Regions from separate parts of the Homo sapiens genome. Here all the other regions are linked to region 2. A link is a contact called in ENCODE Hi-C or POLR2A ChIA-PET data. All regions are on one chromosome and are shown on one strand. Each heading gives the region's core, a stretch centred on a gene start or an enhancer-like site at or near the end of the contact. The rest is flanking DNA. Distances are from core to core; before and after follow the strand shown.

Region 1 (3,610 bases), core at 404-2,903, 64 kb before region 2:
TGTTAGTTAAAAACACATACAAGCAGAGCATGGAGGCTCATGCCTGCAATCCCAGCACTGTGGGATGCCAAGACAGGAGGATCACTTGATGCCAGGAGTTTGAGACCAGCCTGGGCAACAAAGTGAGATCCCCATCTCTACATAAAAAAGTTAGACAGGCGCGGTGGCACACACCTGTGTGCCTCCGAGAAGCTCGTAGCTTCTCGGGAGGCTGAGGTGGGAGAATCACTTAAGCCCAGGAGTTTGAGGCTGCAGTAAGCTATGATCATGCCACTCCACTCCAGCCCAGGTGACAGAGTAAGACCCTGTTTCTAAAAAGAAAAAAATAAAATAAAAACACACAAATCAGTACTATCTTTTTCAATGAAATGTACATTTTCAAGGATATACAAGTGCCAGTTGGTAAAGGGTGGAGGAGAATGGGATGTGGGGATTAAGGGTGAAAGAGAGAAACTAAAGAAAGTAAAACAAAACAAGAGAGAGGTCTTGTACAGTCTGATGATGGGAGTGATACCAATGGGGGAATATCATTGGCTCCATTTTCTACATCTGTGGACCAAGACCAATCCATCAAGCTTAATATGTAATATAAATATTAAAGAATATTTTGATAACAATTTATCATTATATTAACAGATCATTTAATTTAAATATTTCATATTTAATTTATCACACTGAAACTAATCTATTAAATTTCATACATCATAATTTCTGGCCAATCCCTCCCTCACTACTGCCTGCCGCACTTTGTGCCCCGACTGCCCACCTGCACTAGACACATAATGTCGGTACTCACAATTTCGTTTGTTTGTTTGTTTTGTTTTTTGAGAAGGAGTTTCGCTCTTGTTGCCTAGGCTGGAGAGCAATGGTGCGATCCCGGCTTACTGCAACCTCTGCCTCCCGGGTTCAAGTGATTCTCCTGCCTCAGCCTCCTGAGTAGCTGGGATTACAGGCGCCCACCACCAAGCCCAGCTAATTTTTGTATTTTTAGTAGAGACAGGGTTTTGCCATGTTAGCCAGGCTGTTCTTGAACTCCTGACCTCAGATAATCCACCCGTCTTGGAATCTCAAAGTGCTGGGATTACAGGCGTGAGCCACCCCGCCTGGCCACAATTTTTTTTTAAAAGGAGGTCTCCCTCTGTTGCCCAGGCTAGAGTTCAGTGGCGCGACATCGGTTCATTGCAGCCTCGACCTCCCGGGCTCAAGCGATCCTCCCACCTCAGCCTCCTGAGTCGCTGGGATAACAGACGTGAGCCACCGGGCCCAGCTCTATACTCATAATTTGACAATTATGTTTTTATTTCCCCAGAACCTCAAAAAATAAGTTCAGGTGACCCCCCTGGAGACCCCACCCCAGGGTCATTCTGAGAGTACCAACCCTATTTAATGAGATACCTGCATTCACTCACCCCCTCTCCCGCAACCACCCCTTCAGCAAGTCGCGCTCCACCCAATTAGGAGGGGCTTTAGGCTGGGCCTAAAAAGTTGGGCCAAGACCCCACGAGGCAGCATCTCCGCCGGCGTCCCCAAGGCTGAGAGTGGGCGCGTCCGTCAGGAGGAGTCGTCTTTGTGAGCCCGCCCCGGCGGGGAGGAGCTGCCCGGCTCAGGCCCCGCCCACCCGGAGGATCTTGGGGCTGGTCTGAGTCCGCTCCTGAGACGTGACCACCCGCCCCGCATGGGGCCCCAGTCCCAGCTGCTTGATCCGGCTCAGCCCCGAGGTGTTTGCAGCAGCTCTTTATGAAAGTCCAGCCATCTGTTACCTGCGTTGCTTCCTGGGGAGGGATAGTCCACCTGGAGGCATTCGGAGACCCAGTGATTGTGCTCCGCGGAGCCTGGGCTGTGCCCCGCGTTGACTGCCTCATAGATACCCTACGAACCCCAAGTAAGAAAAAACGACGACCCTCTCTCCGTGAGTCTCACTGGGGTGCTGACCTAGAGTGAACCCTGCTTGCTTAGGGCTCCTGACCCAGCGCTTGTCCTTTCTCAGGGTGGATGGGGCGAGACCCCTGCTGGGATAAATGTTTTCCCTGGGGCAAGGGCTGTGCACTTCGCAGCTGCTGGGTCCCCTCCCTAGGATCCAGGGAGACACTCACTACTCCTCTCCATTCTGTGTTTTAGATGCCAGCTGCATGAGAAAAGGGACTCACCTTCTGGTTCCCTGCCTGGAAGAGGAAGAGCTGGCATTGCACAGGAGACGGCTGGACATGTCTGAGGCACTGCCCTGCCCGGGCAAGGAGACCCCCACCCCAGGCTGCAGGCTGGGGGCCCTGTATTGGGCCTGTGTCCACAATGATCCCACCCAGCTCCAAGCCATACTGGATGGTGGGGTCTCCCCAGAGGAGGCCACCCAGGTGGACAGCAATGGGAGGGTGAGATGTCCTGGCTTCCCAGAACAGCTGGGGGCATCTTTGCATCCCCACCACACCGTCCTGGCCTGGCTCCCTGAGAGGGGTTCAGGGGCAATACCTCCTGCAGTCCTAAGGAGGAAGGGAATGGTTAAGGGCGGGTCTTCACGGGGTTTGGGGCAGGCTCTGGGACAGATATGGGTTTAGAGGGTGCAAGGGGCCCTGGAGTGGCCCAGGGGGAAAGCAGGGGATCTGAGCTGCCCCTCCCTCAGACAGGCCTCATGGTCGCATGCTACCACGGCTTCCAGAGTGTTGTGGCCCTGCTCAGCCACTGTCCTTTCCTTGATGTGAACCAGCAGGACAAAGGAGGGGACACGGCCCTCATGTTGGCTGCCCAAGCAGGTGTGAGGCTGCTGCACCCCACTTCCGACAGCCCCCTTTTGATGCAGACAGGGCCTCAGCCCCACCCTTGTTGCACGGTGTTCTACACCAGACTCTGTCATGCTGGGTGGAGGGCGGTTTGGGAGCTTCATCACCCCCTTTCCTGGGGACCAAGCTTACCCTTGCTGCCCTGCAGGCCACGTGCCTCTAGTGAGTCTCCTGCTCAACTACTATGTGGGCCTGGACCTGGAACGCCGGGACCAGCGGGGGCTCACGGCGTTAATGAAGGCTGCCATGCGGAACCGCTGTGAGTGCGTGGCCACCCTCCTCATGGCAGGTGTGCGGGGCCTGGACCGGGGTGTGTGGCCTCCAGTCCCTCCTCCAAGCCTTCCCACCAGACACTAAGTCAGCTGTGATTATTTGCAGAAAGGAGAGAGGTGGAGATGGGGGATCAATCTAGTTCACCTTCCTGGAGGGGGGGGCACATGATTTGGGCTTCGTACAATCAACCAAGTCCTGCTATTGATAGCTCAGACATTGTGTGTGGAGGTCCCAGGAAGGAAAGTGTGGGAGGGGAACCTAGCCCAGCTGGAAAATCTAACACGAAAAAAGGCTGGCATCTGGAACCAGCCCCTGTTCCTAGCTGAGTGGCTTCCCTCTTTGGGCCTCACCAGTATTGTGAGGGTGTTAGCTTTCCCTGGGACTACCTCCAACTCTGACAAGCCAGGCTTCCAGGGGATCCAGGGAAGTGTCGTTGAGGCCTGTGGCTCTGTGGGGTCGTTCAGGGGGAGGTGCGGTGAAGTCCACATTGTCCATGGAGTTGTTTGGGGGCCCTTCTTCCCCGCAGTGGGGCTGCCCTCTGCTGGTCACTCTGGGGGACCCCT
Region 2 (3,802 bases), core at 413-2,912:
GAGAGAATACATTTGTATTTTAAGCTACCCAGTTTGGTAGTAGGAAACTAACACAGTAACCTAGCACTGTGTGCACCACAGCTTGGTGGATAGAGCATGGATTGGAAACCACTTAGACGGACTGGGTGGGGTGTGCCTATTTGGGGGAGATGAGGGAGAGGAGAATAAGTTATTTACTCATCCAGCTACACTGACCAACTTGTAGACAATGCCTCCCCATGACTTTATGTGATTGTGTGTACACTGTGTCTGGCGAGTGTGTCTTCAGCTTTATTTTTTCCGGATATGACGATGGGAGTTCTTCAGGTTGGTGAAACTTAGAAGGTGAGAATTCCATTTAAGCAACTGTTCTCCCTATCTCTTGGCCATCCTTTCCACCCCTAGATCTCAGATGGTGAAGCTGTGCTTAGAGAGGTTCAAACCTTGCCCAAGTTTTCACAGCTAGTTAGTAGGAAGCAGAATTCAGATCCAGAATTCTCTGGCTGCAAAAATTCTGCCCTTTCCTTTATATCAAGTTCTTTCTCAAGCTAAAGAAACTGACCTCTTTTCAGAAAGATACGGAGTGATTTGTTTACTTTCTTAAGCATTTCTTCTAGATTTGAAAGTAACATTTATTTGAAAAATATTTAGAAATTATTGAAATGTTAAAAGTAAAAAAATTATGGCAATAACTACTGTTACTATTGGGTAAATATCCTTCCAGTCTTTTTTTCCTATAAACACATATTATCAGTACAATTTGAATAATACTGTAAACAGTGTTGCATTTTGCTTTTTTAATTTAACATTATCTTGTAAGCATTTTCTCATGTCAATAGTTTTTGTAAACAGGATTTTAAATTACTAAATAATGTTCCATCATATGGATGGGCCATAATTTAACATTTTCTATTATTGTCTACTTAGTTTCTACCTTTTTTACAATGATAAATATACAGTTAACATTTTTCATAAACATCTGTCCTCTTATTATTTCTTGAGGACAGGGGACAATACTGGGTAAATGGATATGAAGATTTTAAGGCATTTGATGCATAATGCCAATTGTTTACCAAAAGGGTTCTACCTACCAGCCCAATCAGAGTGCCTCACACGGCACCCTCACCCATACTGTCATCAATAAAGAGCTTTGCTATGTTCTGAAAAGGCGCGTGCCGCGATTCCATCACACAGGCTGCCGCGTCCAGAGGATGGCAGGGGGCGAGGCGAGGCAGGGAAACCAGTTAGGAGACCGCGGCGATGATCCCAGGGGACGCGCTGGGGGCTTGAGGCTAGGCGCAGGGATGGAGGAACTGGAACACGCACGGGATTCGTAGAATATTCGACGGGGGCGGGGGATCGACTCTGATAAGATAATTCTGCACTGCGTGGGGTGCAGGAGAGGGAGGAGACTGCACGTTCGGCTCCGGCCTCCTCCGCGCCGGGCTCGGCACCGATCCGCGAAGTTGGCCGAGGCGTGAGCCCCGCCCACCCCTTTAACAGGGACACTCCCCTTTAAGGCGGGCGCCCGCGCGCGCCCCGGCCCCGCCCTTCGGGGGCGCGCGCGGCGGCCGCGGCGCCGGCTCCGCCGGGAGCGCACGTGCAGGCGCCGGGCGGAGGAGAGGGAGGCGGGAGCCGGGCCGCGGGAGGAGGGGAGGCGCCGGGGGCGCGCGCGCGCGCGCTGGGCGCTGCTGGGCTGCGGCGGCGGCGGCGGCGGCGGTGGTTACTATGGCGGAGTCGGCCGGAGCCTCCTCCTTCTTCCCCCTTGTTGTCCTCCTGCTCGCCGGCAGCGGCGGGTCCGGGCCCCGGGGGGTCCAGGGTGAGTCCTGGGACGGGGGGCGGGGGCCGGGATGGAGAGGGCCCGGCAAGGGCGAGGCCTCGAGCCGCGGCCGCTGGACTACAGCGCGCCCCCTCCCCACGAGCACAATATGGCCGGGTGGGGGGCGCAGAGGAGTCGGGGTGACCCCCAGTCAGCTTCCCCGATCTCCGAGGCGCAGCCGCCCGGCGGCGACGGAGCTCACGCCGGGCCCCTGGGGACCCGAGCCCTGTTCCAGGCGGAACTGGATTCGGGCAGTTCTCAGGGGTCGCGCTCCCAGCGCCCTCGTGTTCCAGAGAGGGGAGTCTGAGCCTCCAGCTCCAAGATTTGGAGGTCCGTGGTTTCTGCCCTTCACCGTGTCCAGGGGCGGGGGGCTTTCTTCCCTCCCTCCAGGTGCTCCTGGGGGGCGTCTTTCTCCCGCCAAGACTGTGGGGTTCGGGCGGTGGGGTCTTAGCCTCTCCGAGGGAACCTGATGTTGAGAGTCCGCGCACCTCAGACTGTAGGGGAAGGGGTCTCTAACCTTTCCTTCAGGTCCTGCACTTGGCGTGTTTCTTCCCCTCCCTCCACTGCCTCCCTAATGTTCTGGGAAAGGGAGTCACATTTCCCCTTCACTCAATCCCTTGAGTTCAGTGGGGCAATCCCCCCTCCGCCCTCCGGCACTCATGCCCCGTGGAGGCTATTTGGAGGAAGTGGGACGAACAGGCCCCTAAACCTTTTTGGAGCCTGGCTTTGGAATCCCTAACCCTATGGAACCGAGTTCCCCAAGGGTTGATGTGAATCTAGGTGTATTTGCTTTCCTCCTCGCCTCCCCCACCCTACCCCGGGGGGCCCATTCAGTTAATCACTTTGTGGATGCCTTTCAGGTGAAATCCTGGAACCTGTCTCCAAACCCCCAAGATTATTTAAAGATCCCACCACTGGACTGTATTCCCGGCCCTTGGTCAGTACTTATTTACCTTCCTACACGATGCCTCTTCCCAGCCCGCCCACCCTCACACACCCCTTACCTCCCAATCCCCACAGTCTGCGGCTCGCCTTATACCACCCCCCCACTCTCCTCTCTGTAGAAGCGGGTACCTTTTTGCGGGACACTTCGCTGGCTGTGTTGTTTTTGAGGCTTTGGGGGCTGAGAAGAGCAGATGAAACCCTAAAATATTTCATTTAAGAGAGTCTTGGCGAATGTGTTTTGGCCTTGGGGTAGCAGATGAAGGTTATATTTGGCAGTTATATTGAAGCGATTATTGACCCACAGATGGATCTGGGAGAGATGATCAGGATTGTATTCGCTCCTGACGTACAAAGCCTGATGCTTTGACTTCTCAGCAGCCCCTAACCTTCCAGCAATGGGAGATAAAGTGTGTTCTGTGGCTCTCTTCTCTTACACTAAAAATAATGATTCTCAGGTGGGTTCAGTCGTCTTTAATAAACCAGACAGTCAAGAAAAGACACCATGCCACTTTGGAATCTCAAAAACAAGTTCATTATCTCCGGCTTTGATATTTGTTCCCAGTGGTGGAGCCTGTGCAGCGGGGTCTTTGTTCACGGGCTAATGCTTCTCCTAAGCACCTCGTGTGTGTTCTTCGGCCTCACTGCTCTGTGGCTTAGGTATCTGTGCTGTGGGGTTTGAGAAACATGGTGAAGGTGTATGAACAGAGCTTGACATTTGTGGTGAGATAATGATTTGCATGAATAAGGATGTTCGTCGGGCCTTATTAAGGGCCATGTTTTTGGAATGTGTAACATAATGTTCTCTACTGGGTAGTAAAAAAAAAAAAAAAGGGAGATTGAACCTCTAGGTTTGTCATTTTATGTGTGTATGTATAAATCTTTAAATCCTCATATAGGAATTTTTATCCTGCCCCTAATATATCCAGGATTTTTAACAGTCATTTCCCTGCTGATTTGATGTAGTGTTTGTGGGGTTTTTCTGGTTGTGAGCCTAGTTAAGAATGTTTGATAATCCAAGTGGTTCTGAATGGGGCAGAGTTCATTTTTTTGTAACCTTCC
Region 3 (3,521 bases), core at 780-3,279, 44 kb before region 2:
GCTGGTCCAGATAGTCTTCCATCCCCCACTGACTGTTAGAAGTGACTCTCAGCTTTTGTCCATCTCGAAGTTTCTGTGCTCAGTGTGCCTCTCAGACTAAAGGCTTCCTTTGGGAAGCCCCGACTCTCGCTTCTCAGGACAGAGATCCAGGGGTTGGGGGAGGAAAAGGTTGACCAGAAGCCATAGCGGAGCAGGGAGAGAGAGTGTGAAAGACAGACCCGCGGCCAGGCTCCCAGTTCTCCAGCTCGTAGAGGGCCCAAGTGGCCGCTATAATCTGAAAGAGCAGATATCGTAATCCCATAGTACTTCCTATTGGCTGCAGGACACAGTTCTGTCCTGACACTGAAATTTGGGTGTGTCAGGGTTCTGGGAATTCACAACGCTCACAACTTGTGAAGCAGCTGTGGGGTGGGGGATGGGGAGGGTTTCAGCAGAGGAAGTGAGGTCAGTCAATAATTGATGCCTGTCTGAGCTTTTAGCCATTATCTCCCCCAGCCTCTATTCCTGTCAAAAGGTGGGGCGGGGCAGGAGGAGGGGTCCCTGGCTCATCTTGTAGAATCCCCATATTAGAGTAAGACACCTTAGAGGTCTACTCCTGCTTCTAATACCCACGTCTTTCCAAGTGTCTCTGAGGCCACCCCCTCCCCAGCCTTTTCATTTATTCATTTAATTAACGAACGCCTTCATTGAGGGCCTCCTCTGAGTCAGGCTCAGCCAGCCAGCATCTTTGCTATGAGCTGAGATAAGCATCATTTCCGTCTATTCTCACAACCACCCTATGAGGCTGGCACGGTTTACTATGCCTATTTAGCAGATGGGGGACTGAAGCATGGAGAGGTGTCACTAGCCTACGGTAACACAACCAGCCTGCATTCCTAGTAGGTAGTTTGACTTCAGAGTCTCTGTGGATAACCAGGAGGCTAGGACTAAGACCAGAGTCCTGCAGGTACTTAGATGGTTGGAGCAAAGCAGGGCAGTGAGGTCAGTGCTCCCAGCCTGTGCAGGAGCATCAGGAAGAGTCTGTGTCCCCCTCCCCTGCCGGTATGAAGCCATTCTGCTTCCCTCCCCAGCTGCCTTGTGTCAGCAGAGTTCCAGGGAGGCTCCATTCCCCACCTCTATCTAAAGCTCCATTTGCTGGGGTGGGGGCCCTGCCTGGAAGGGGAAGGTCCAAGGCTGCTCCCAGCGTGTCCCTCCATCCTGACTGTCCCTGGCGGGGCGGGGGTGTCTTTGTCACCCAGCTGCACAACGGCCAGGAAGGGCTCAAACCATCCTCAGGGCTAACCCAAGGCCGTCCTCTGGGCCTGTATACCCCTGTGCTGAGTGCGGATCGGGAGAGGCTGCTGAAGACAGGAGGGGACAAATGGGGGACGAAGGGGCCCGAGGGAGGGGACTGAAGGATTTGGGCCAAGTCGGGAGTTCCCGAGGGCGGAGTCAAAACGCATCTGGATTTTGCTAGCCCCAAACTCTGCCCTCATTGCTGCAAGCCTCCTAGACCGAGGACCCCCGGGCTGAGGGTGGGGTAAGGATAGGTAGTGTCCCTCCCCGTCCCACCCCCGCCTGTCCCTTCCTCGGTGGCCCCTTCCCGGCGCCCCGATTCCAGGCGGCCCCTCCGCTGCTGCCAGCCGATCCCCCTCTACCCCCACCCACTACTCCGGCCGCCAGACGTTGCCTACAGTCTCGGCTCTGTCTCCCACGGCTGTGGGTCCGGACCCCACGGGACCCCTATGGGACCCCCACAGGACCCCCACGGCCTGAGTCCAAGGCCCGCCCCCTCGGGGAGGCGGATGTGGGAGGCCCGGCCCGGGTGCGGGCCAGCGACCCGGGAGCTGCGGGCGGCTGGGAGGGGAGGCCGCCCTGAGGGGCTGGGAGCGGCGCGGGGGTGGGTCCCGGTCCTGCAGCCCCAGCGAGGGGCGAGCGGCGGCCAGTCGGCGAGCTGGGCAATAAGGAAACGGTTTATTAGGAGGGAGTGGTGGAGCTGGGCCAGGCAGGAAGACGCTGGAATAAGAAACATTTTTGCTCCAGCCCCCATCCCAGTCCCGGGAGGCTGCCGCGCCAGCTGCGCCGAGCGAGCCCCTCCCCGGCTCCAGCCCGGTCCGGGGCCGCGCCCGGACCCCAGCCCGCCGTCCAGCGCTGGCGGTGCAACTGCGGCCGCGCGGTGGAGGGGAGGTGGCCCCGGTCCGCCGAAGGCTAGCGCCCCGCCACCCGCAGAGCGGGCCCAGAGGTGAGTCGAGGTCCGCGGACGGGACCGGGTGGCGGGCGGCCTGACCCCCGCTTCAGTGGGCCCTTCCTTCGGGCGGACCCCAGAGTCACCGCAGAGTGGTCGCGGGAGGCTCAGTCCCAGCTCATTAGAAAGGCAAGCTGCTCCTGGCTGACCACGCACAGCTCCCATGACCCTACCTGAGACTTGGAGGGGAATGGACGAGACTGGACTGGAAATCAGAAACTTGGTTCTAGTCGGGTGACCTGGGGTCAGTGACTTCACTTCTCTGTTCTCCTACCCTCTTCATAAAATGGGCAGTGGGATTCCTGTCTTGCTCTACTCACATAGAAGGGATCACACGTCCTCCAGGCCGCTGGGTGGACCTGGAGTGAATGCCTACTTCCACAGCTGTTGAGCCTCCCAGCAGAGCTCACCTTTCCCAGATCAGTCCTTCCAGCTGTTGCTTGAGGAATCTGACACTATCACTCCAACCTAGGAGTCTCACCCTAGGCGCGCATGGTCAGTCACCTCCTTGCCACGACCTTCCTTCAGGATCCAGGCCAAAGGGGATCCCAGTCTCCCCCCAGGCTGGGACCCCAGATTTTTCCATGGAGGCCAGTGCTGTGAAACCCATGGCTGGGCTGGCTGCCCCAGCTCCTCTTTCCTTCTCCAAGGACAGGGGCATAATGGACAGTTGCTCTCACTCTCTCTATGTATGGCCAGCTTCTGGCTGAGTCAGGGTCTGTCCTAATACCTGTCCTCTCACCTGTCCCCCCATTTCATTGGTTTGTTAGAAATAGCTACCATTGATTGAGTACTAACTATGTAGACACTTAGATATATATATTTTTTCTCATGTAATCCTGGCCGCAACCTAGTGGAAGAGGGGTTACTATCCCCTTCCTACAGAAAAGGAAACAGACATGAATATGGGACTTGTCCAAAACTCCTTGGATGGTGGGGTGAATGGCATGGTTGGGGTCTTGATAACATTTCAGTGCTTACTGTGTACTACTTATACTCTGCTAAATAATTGTACTACATTTTACCTATGAGATAACACTATTATTATTCCCACTTTACATATGATGGGAAGCCTAAGCCTCAGAAAGTTTAAGTAACGTCTCAAATTTCATACCTCTAAGTGGCAAAGGCAGGATTTGAACCCAGGTCTCCATGCTCCAGAGCCCACACCCTAACCTCTGTGCTACACTGTGCTGCCTCCATGGTCTGCCTGAGACCTGAAAATCCAGGCATCACCTGGATGTTCCACTGCATCACCCCGCTGTGAAGGGCTAATAAATCACATGGATGAATCGTA

Evidence for each region. Hi-C counts contacts between places; a loop is a spot of excess contacts on that map. ChIA-PET counts read pairs that join two places held with the same protein, here RNA polymerase II (POLR2A). Pooled maps may share reads with other maps.
Region 1: a loop to region 2 is called in a pooled map, with 7 times the contacts of the local background. The contact joins the promoter of ANKRD33 here to the promoter of ACVR1B in region 2. A Hi-C loop is called at or near these places in 4 of 168 maps with a recorded cell type or tissue (Caco-2, astrocyte of the cerebellum, endothelial cell of hepatic sinusoid and 1 more) and 11 of 50 pooled maps. POLR2A ChIA-PET finds 5 or more read pairs at or near these places in 4 of 52 experiments (WTC11, activated CD8-positive, alpha-beta memory T cell and endothelial cell of umbilical vein).
Region 3: a loop to region 2 is called in a pooled map, with 2.0 times the contacts of the local background. The contact joins the promoter of ACVRL1 here to the promoter of ACVR1B in region 2. A Hi-C loop is called at or near these places in 2 of 168 maps with a recorded cell type or tissue (Caco-2 and motor neuron) and 6 of 50 pooled maps. POLR2A ChIA-PET finds 5 or more read pairs at or near these places in 7 of 52 experiments (IMR-90, K562, OCI-LY7 and 4 more).

Annotation. Positions count from the first base shown.
Region 1 is chr12:51,886,450-51,890,059 of GRCh38, forward strand. It overlaps ANKRD33 (ankyrin repeat domain 33), which reads left to right and starts at 1,654. Exons shown (of 5, transcript NM_182608.4): 1 at 1,654-1,882; 2 at 2,119-2,369; 3 at 2,618-2,747; 4 at 2,923-3,033. The coding sequence starts at 1,738.
Region 2 is chr12:51,950,037-51,953,838 of GRCh38, forward strand. It overlaps ACVR1B (activin A receptor type 1B), which reads left to right and starts at 1,663. Exons shown (of 9, transcript NM_004302.5): 1 at 1,663-1,798. The coding sequence starts at 1,708. RefSeq lists an enhancer at 1,441-2,060 and silencers at 1,518-1,577, 1,608-1,657.
Region 3 is chr12:51,905,475-51,908,995 of GRCh38, forward strand. It overlaps ACVRL1 (activin A receptor like type 1), which reads left to right and starts at 2,030. Exons shown (of 10, transcript NM_000020.3): 1 at 2,030-2,221. RefSeq lists an enhancer at 2,191-2,699.